Regions from separate parts of the Homo sapiens genome. Here region 2 is linked to region 1. A link is a loop called in an ENCODE intact Hi-C map of the cell type or tissue named here. Cell type or tissue: endothelial cell of umbilical vein. All regions are shown on one strand. Each heading gives the region's core, and the rest is flanking DNA. Links, peaks and the distances in the headings are about the cores only. Region 1 has its middle 23 kb from the start of PKNOX2-DT. Region 2 overlaps LOC107984406 (a long non-coding RNA gene).

The links. A loop is a pair of places that touch in the nucleus more often than their neighbours do. Peaks named below come from ENCODE experiments on the same cell type or tissue, not always from the same donor. Only the 100,000 strongest peaks of a DNase experiment are listed, where the experiment ranks them.
Region 2: a loop joins it to region 1, with 14 times the contacts of the local background. A loop is called at or near these places in 2 of 110 quality-filtered maps.

What each region holds. Positions count from the first base shown.
Region 1 is chr11:125,140,134-125,143,039 of GRCh38, forward strand. No RefSeq gene overlaps it. Among named protein-coding and RNA genes, the nearest start is that of PKNOX2-DT, 23 kb to the right of the region's middle. RefSeq lists an enhancer at 1,658-2,214. In endothelial cell of umbilical vein, for the core only: a CTCF peak has its summit at 1,789 (motif pointing left); a DNase peak (open chromatin) is centred at 1,768.
Region 2 is chr11:124,898,527-124,901,432 of GRCh38, forward strand. The region is part of intron 1 of LOC107984406 (a long non-coding RNA gene); the gene reads left to right. Among named protein-coding and RNA genes, the nearest start is that of ROBO4, 2.1 kb to the left of the region's middle. In endothelial cell of umbilical vein, for the core only: a CTCF peak has its summit at 1,072 (motif pointing right); DNase peaks (open chromatin) are centred at 475, 1,055 and 2,175; H3K27ac peaks cover 2,500 bases.

The DNA of each region.
Region 1 (2,906 bases), core at 322-2,821:
TTCAGGAGTAAATATCAATGTGTGATGGTTCCTTCCTTTCTCCCCGACCTGCCTCTTTCTACTCTCTACCCCTTTTCTCTGGTGGCTCCCAAATCTTTGCTCTTCTTGGCTCTTCAAACACATTCCTCTTAGTTCCCCCTCAAACTCCCTTTCCTGCTCCAGTCTCTGGCCTAAGAGATGTGAAGATGCAGAGGAGGGAGGCAGGAGGGACGGGCCTCCCACTTCCCTACTTCCTTTCAGCAGACCCCTGAAGAAAAGAGGCGGAAGGAACTAGGAATGGGATGAGTTGGGTTCTTGCCAAGGGGCCCTCCCTCCCCTCCCTCCTCTGTCTCCGAGCTCTGCCTGCACTCGGGTTCACGCGGGAGAAGATGAATCTGCAGCACCAGCCCCTGCCAGTCTCCCACAGCCAGGGTGGCCAAGCCCTCAGGGCTCTGCAGGACAATCCTCGGCGTCTGCTGCTGCTGCTGCTGCTGCTGGAACCTTCTCAGGGTGTCCTCTGCTGGCAGGCAGGCTTCGCACACAGGTGAACAGAACTCACCACCAGTGAGAAAGCTGGCCGTCTCACACCTTGGCTAGTTTGTGAAACCCAACTCATTCCACCAATGTTGCCTCATGGACTGGCTTTGGAAATTCCATTAATAGCTCCTCTCTGGCCTTGAAGCCTTGCTACCCTAATCCATCAATGACCATTTCACAACCGGGGAATGACATCTGTCCATGTACTCACTTTTTATGGTCCGGTCCTTTACAGCCTACACACATTCTTCCTGAAGATCTCTTACTGGGTCCTCATGATAATGAAATTCCAGCTGTGCAGAGGGAAACTGAAGCTTGCAGAAATTAAATATATTCACCAAATATCTGAACAAAGAAGTAATCGGTGGAGCCAGGGCAAGAACCCAACTCATCCCATTCCTAGTTCCTTCTGCCTCCTTTCTTCAGGGATCTGCTGGAAGGAAGTAGGGAAGTGGGAGGCCGCACACTCTGGCACAAGGCAAAGGGGTTAACAGGAGTGTGTTGACTTTTGTCCTTCTGCCAAGTCCCCTCACATCCAATTTACATTGTTATACAATGCTGATCTGTACCATTCTTGTTAATGTTTCTTTATAGATGTTTTAGTTATGTCTGTCCCATATGTGCGTCTGACTTTTTTCGTAGAATCTGAGCTAGCTCCTTGCTGCACTACTACCCCGGGAATCAGAACAGGTTTCCGCATGCAGCTCTTTGGTGAGAGTGACTTAGGGCCCCTCGAGGGACATGAGAAAACGATTTCGATACCGTGAACACTGGGGCAGGTAGAAACCCAACTTATCCCAGCTTTTCCATCTTCCTGCCAGGCCCCGGCCGGGCTTCCCAGCCTCCTCGTTAGCCTCTGTGAAAAATTAAAGCCCCAATAATCAAATCAACCCTTGTAAATGCTCTAAAAGCCGCTCCAGAGCACCAAGGAGCCAGCAAACCCCAGACCCAAATCCATGTCAAATTTCATAGATATAATTTAAGCAGGGATCAAAACCCACACTAACCTAGTAACTAAGGCTGCTCAAAATGCACTTTATAGTCCATCTGCCTCTCTGCTTCAGGGAGTCTGTATTAAATTTATTGCAAAGTAAAACAAATAAACCCAGGCAAAGGCAAGATGGAAATCTGCATACTGTCAGAGAATTAGCAGCCCTCTCGGGTTAGGAAGGCTGCCTCTCAATTTGCATCTCTAAGGAGTTGTGACTGGGCTGGGGGGCTGGGATGGTCGGGGCAGGACGGAGACTCGGAGCAGGCCTGCCCCCTGCTGGCTGACTGTAGAACTACAACCCTCTGGCCGCGGTGGTGGGCTCTGCAGGGCTCGCCCCGCCAGCTTTTGAAAGACAATCTGCAGCTGAAATAAATGTTGAAAAGGTGTGGAATTGGAAGAGCACGTAGTAGAAAGAGGGGAGGGAAGGGCTCTGTGGGGAAGAGATCCTCATTTCTGAACATAAAGCTTGAGGAAGGCGGGAACTTGAAGTGGGTGGATATAGAGTTTCAGAGCTGTCTTTTCTGTTGTAGGAACAGGAGACTGCGGTGCATTTCTTGACTCCTCTTCCCCTTCTTTTCCTTCTCCCTTTCCCTTGCTCTCCATAATCACAAAACGCAGAAGACTGGAGTGCAGGCGGCAGGGGTCCTTGCATGGCACTGTTGGCTTTGCTGTGTGACCCTTGGAGAGAGCTGTGCCTGAGACCAGGGTGAGGCCTTGCTTGCAGGGTGGTGCTGGCGGGTTGGCGCCTGTGTGGCTGGAGACGGGGTGCTTCCTGAAATTCCGCTTCACCCCAGGCCTGGCACTGCTCAGTCGGCTCACCTGTGGATAGAGAGGGCCTCTGAGGCTCCTTTCAGAGTGAATATCTGAATTTGATGACTCTGGTTGAAGAGCTCAGGCATCAGTCACAGACTTTCCAGGGAAGCTCCCAGGATCCCCGATACTCTCCTAGGATATTCCCATCATAACCTTCAGCACTGGCTCCAGTGGTACCCTCTCTAGATTGAGGCTCCCCCTGACTTCTTTAGTCAGAGATGGGCTGTCTTCCTTGTACTCCTTTTATAGGTAGGTAGATGGTAGGTAGATAGGTAGACAGATAGATGTAGATATATTGATATACTTATAATCACGTTGTAATAATTTATTTATCAACCCCATCCCCTAGAATGCAAAGTCCTTGAGCTCCATGGACAAGGGGAAGGAGTAAGGCCTGGTGAGTGTCATGGCCAGTCTCAGTGTCTACCCGCTCCCCAATTCCTGCTTTTCCCAGCCAGCACCTGAAACACAGTATGTGTCAAATGAACGAAAGAATGAATGAATAAAGAATAAAGTGGCAGGCCGGGCGCGGTGGCTCACGCCTGTAATCCCAGCACGTTGGGAGGCCGAGGCGGGTGGATCACGA
Region 2 (2,906 bases), core at 125-2,624, 240 kb before region 1:
TGATGAAACACATAAAGCATAAAACCACTGGCATCCAGTGCCTGACTCATTATGAGTGATCCGTAAAGCTGAGCCAACATTGTGTATTTCTTTTTAGGCCCATCCCATCACTGAAACTATTGGAGGATCCTCGGCAGGAGTATTTTTCAGGCCCTGGAAAGGTGGTTGGAGTAAAAGACCTTTTAAGAGTCTTTCCAGTCCCAAGAGCCTGTGTCCATATATGTAGCAGACAGGCCTTGCAGGTTTTGAGCCTACAATGTCAGCTCTTGCCCGCTGCCTCCTTTCCCCCACAACCTAGACAGAGGCCACACTCCCCTGTCAGATCCCAGCTCATGTTTACTGGCCTCTTCCTTCCAAATCTGGAATCTCAGCCATTTCCTGGAGCTGTTCCCGGAAGGCCAAGGCCAGGCTCTGGGGCTCAGCGGAAGAGTATCCAGCCTTTGTTCCCAATTGTTCCTGGCCAGCTTCTCTGCAGGGCCCCTAACCCAGCTGACGCCCTCCCTTCCTCCCCCTTCCCATCCTGGCTTCGGTGCCAGCCACAGACTAACAGCCTGCCAAGTAGAAGTCTCCTTCACTCCTCCTCTTTCCTCTCAAACTCAGACCAATACTGACAAAGACAGAACTGGAGCAAGGAAACACCATGGTCTCTACAAACTGGGGAGTTTGCAGAGGCTAAAGAATAGGCAGAGTGAAAGTCATGGAGTGGCAGAGCTGGAAGGATAGGAATTGGGGCCAGAGAACAGAATGTCACTACCCTTGGCACCTCTAATTCTGAAATCCCAAATTCTGTTCTCTGGCCCCAATTCCTACCCCAAATTCTGTGGGTGTATCCTTACACTAACCATAACTCCAATCAGAGCCTTAATCCTCTATTTAAATCTTATCCCTGGATCCCAATCCTTATCCCTTTACCACCTGCTAGAGAGGAATGAAAACCCCGGGAGTCTCAGGACACAGCAAGAAGCTGAGGACAGAGGGCAGTGGGGCTGCAGGCTGGAGAGGCTGAGTGAAGTGGAGCAGGGGTGGATTGTAACGCCCTGGTCCATTTCCCCAGGGGCAGATGGACCACTAGGTGGAGTAGGGTGGGAGACAAGAAGGACTCAGAGCGTCTGGGATAAGCTGGGAGATTCCCACAGGATGTGTCCATATTCAGCTCAGAGATGGATGAAATCAGCTTCTGTGGAGACCTTGGGCAAATCTGTAAAATGGAAATAGTAATAGTAGTTCTCTGTAAAATGGAAATAGTAATAGTAGTTCCTACCTTGAGGGATAAAGTAATGATGAAATACATAAAGCATAAAACCACTGGCATCCAGTGCCTGATGCATTATGAGTGATCCGTAAAGCTGAGCTAACGTGTATTTATTGTGGGGCAGGCAGAATGGAGTCGAGTTTATGGGGTCAAGGATCTGTGGGGCCAGAGTGATGAAGGGGAGATTCATGTGACACTGAAGTCAGCTGAGGATGAGACAGGAAAGGATGTGGTGGGATTGGAGGATTTACTGCACAGGAGGCCAATTTGGGATTTCCCAGGTACAAAGCCTCCAAGACTGTCTGACTCCCTGACTATCAGCTTATCAAGAATGTCACTGTCAGCAGTCTGCTTTTAGTCTCCTCTGCTTCTACATTGGTTTTGGGGACACTAATTAAGTGCTCGCTAATGTTTTAATGCCAACTGGATTTTACTCCAGTCTCCACAATCCAGAAAGACGCTAGGTTTCCCTCAGGGGAAAATAAGGCAAATCTCAAAGGAATTCCAATCCATCACTAGCCCCGTCCTCAGCAGGGTGAGAAAGGAGAGGTGAAACGGTCTGTGTGCACCGCAGGGACAGAGCCCCAGAGGCTCCTGCAGCCCGAGGAATGTCCCCTGCCCCACAGTCACATGCCCCGTGCCTGGAGATCACCTTCAGCAGAGCCTCACCCTACTCCCAGGTTTTGGAGAGCTAGGTGCTAACACCTGAAGGTGATTGGAGGGGCAGATTCCTCAGTTGTTCCTGCAGGACACTAGAACTTTTTCTCCAGGGCACTCAGAGTGACATGCGGTGGTGGCCGAGGGGACTTCCCAACAGTAGGGTATGTCTGGATGGCTCCCAGAGACTGCAGGGCTCATTTCCAGCAACCTGGTGCATCCGCATCCTCATTGTCTCATTTCCACAAACTAAGGAAGAGCCGACTGCATGAGTCATGGGGATGATGTGGCTTGGTGGGAGCCGCCCCAATTGCTATTTCAGAGAAGCTCTGTTCTGGGGCTCTGGTGATGTGCTGTCCTGGTGACCAGTTTAAGCAGTGCCTTCCTTCATCCCTAGTTCTGGTGTTTTGTGTTTTCTAACTCCCCCTTCGTTGCTTGTAAGAGGGAGAAGAGAGGGGAAGCACCAGGTGCCCTTCTGAGCAAGCCTCCAGAGGAAATTTCTCTTCAATGTCTGGCTCCTGGCTTCTTTGGCTTTCTGCTCTGTGATCTCTGAAGATGCAATCTGAGACTCCTGCTGGCCAAGCTGGTGGAGAAAAAGGGATAAACTCAGGTGGGATTTGGAGTCAGTTACACTGGGGTTGAGATCCTGCTTCCACTTCTTATTGGCAGAGAAATCTTGAGTAAGTCACATAACCTCTCTGAGTCCCACTGCCCTCATTTGTAAAATGTCTGCATGAGGTTTACAGACAATGGACATGAAAGTTCTCTGAAAACACTAGATATGTGTTAGTTGTCCTTTGAGTGTTCTGGGATCAGCATGCCTGACCAACACAGCCATAGCCAGTCCCAGCTACCCCTTGATACTCTTTTTGGATTTGAGACTCACACTTTTTGCCTTCTTGTTTTTTCCCCTTTTTTGCTTGAGTCTGCTTGGTCTCAATCTATAAATTCTCAAGTTTGTTCCAAGATGCCAACAGCTGGAGGGAAATTGAGTCAA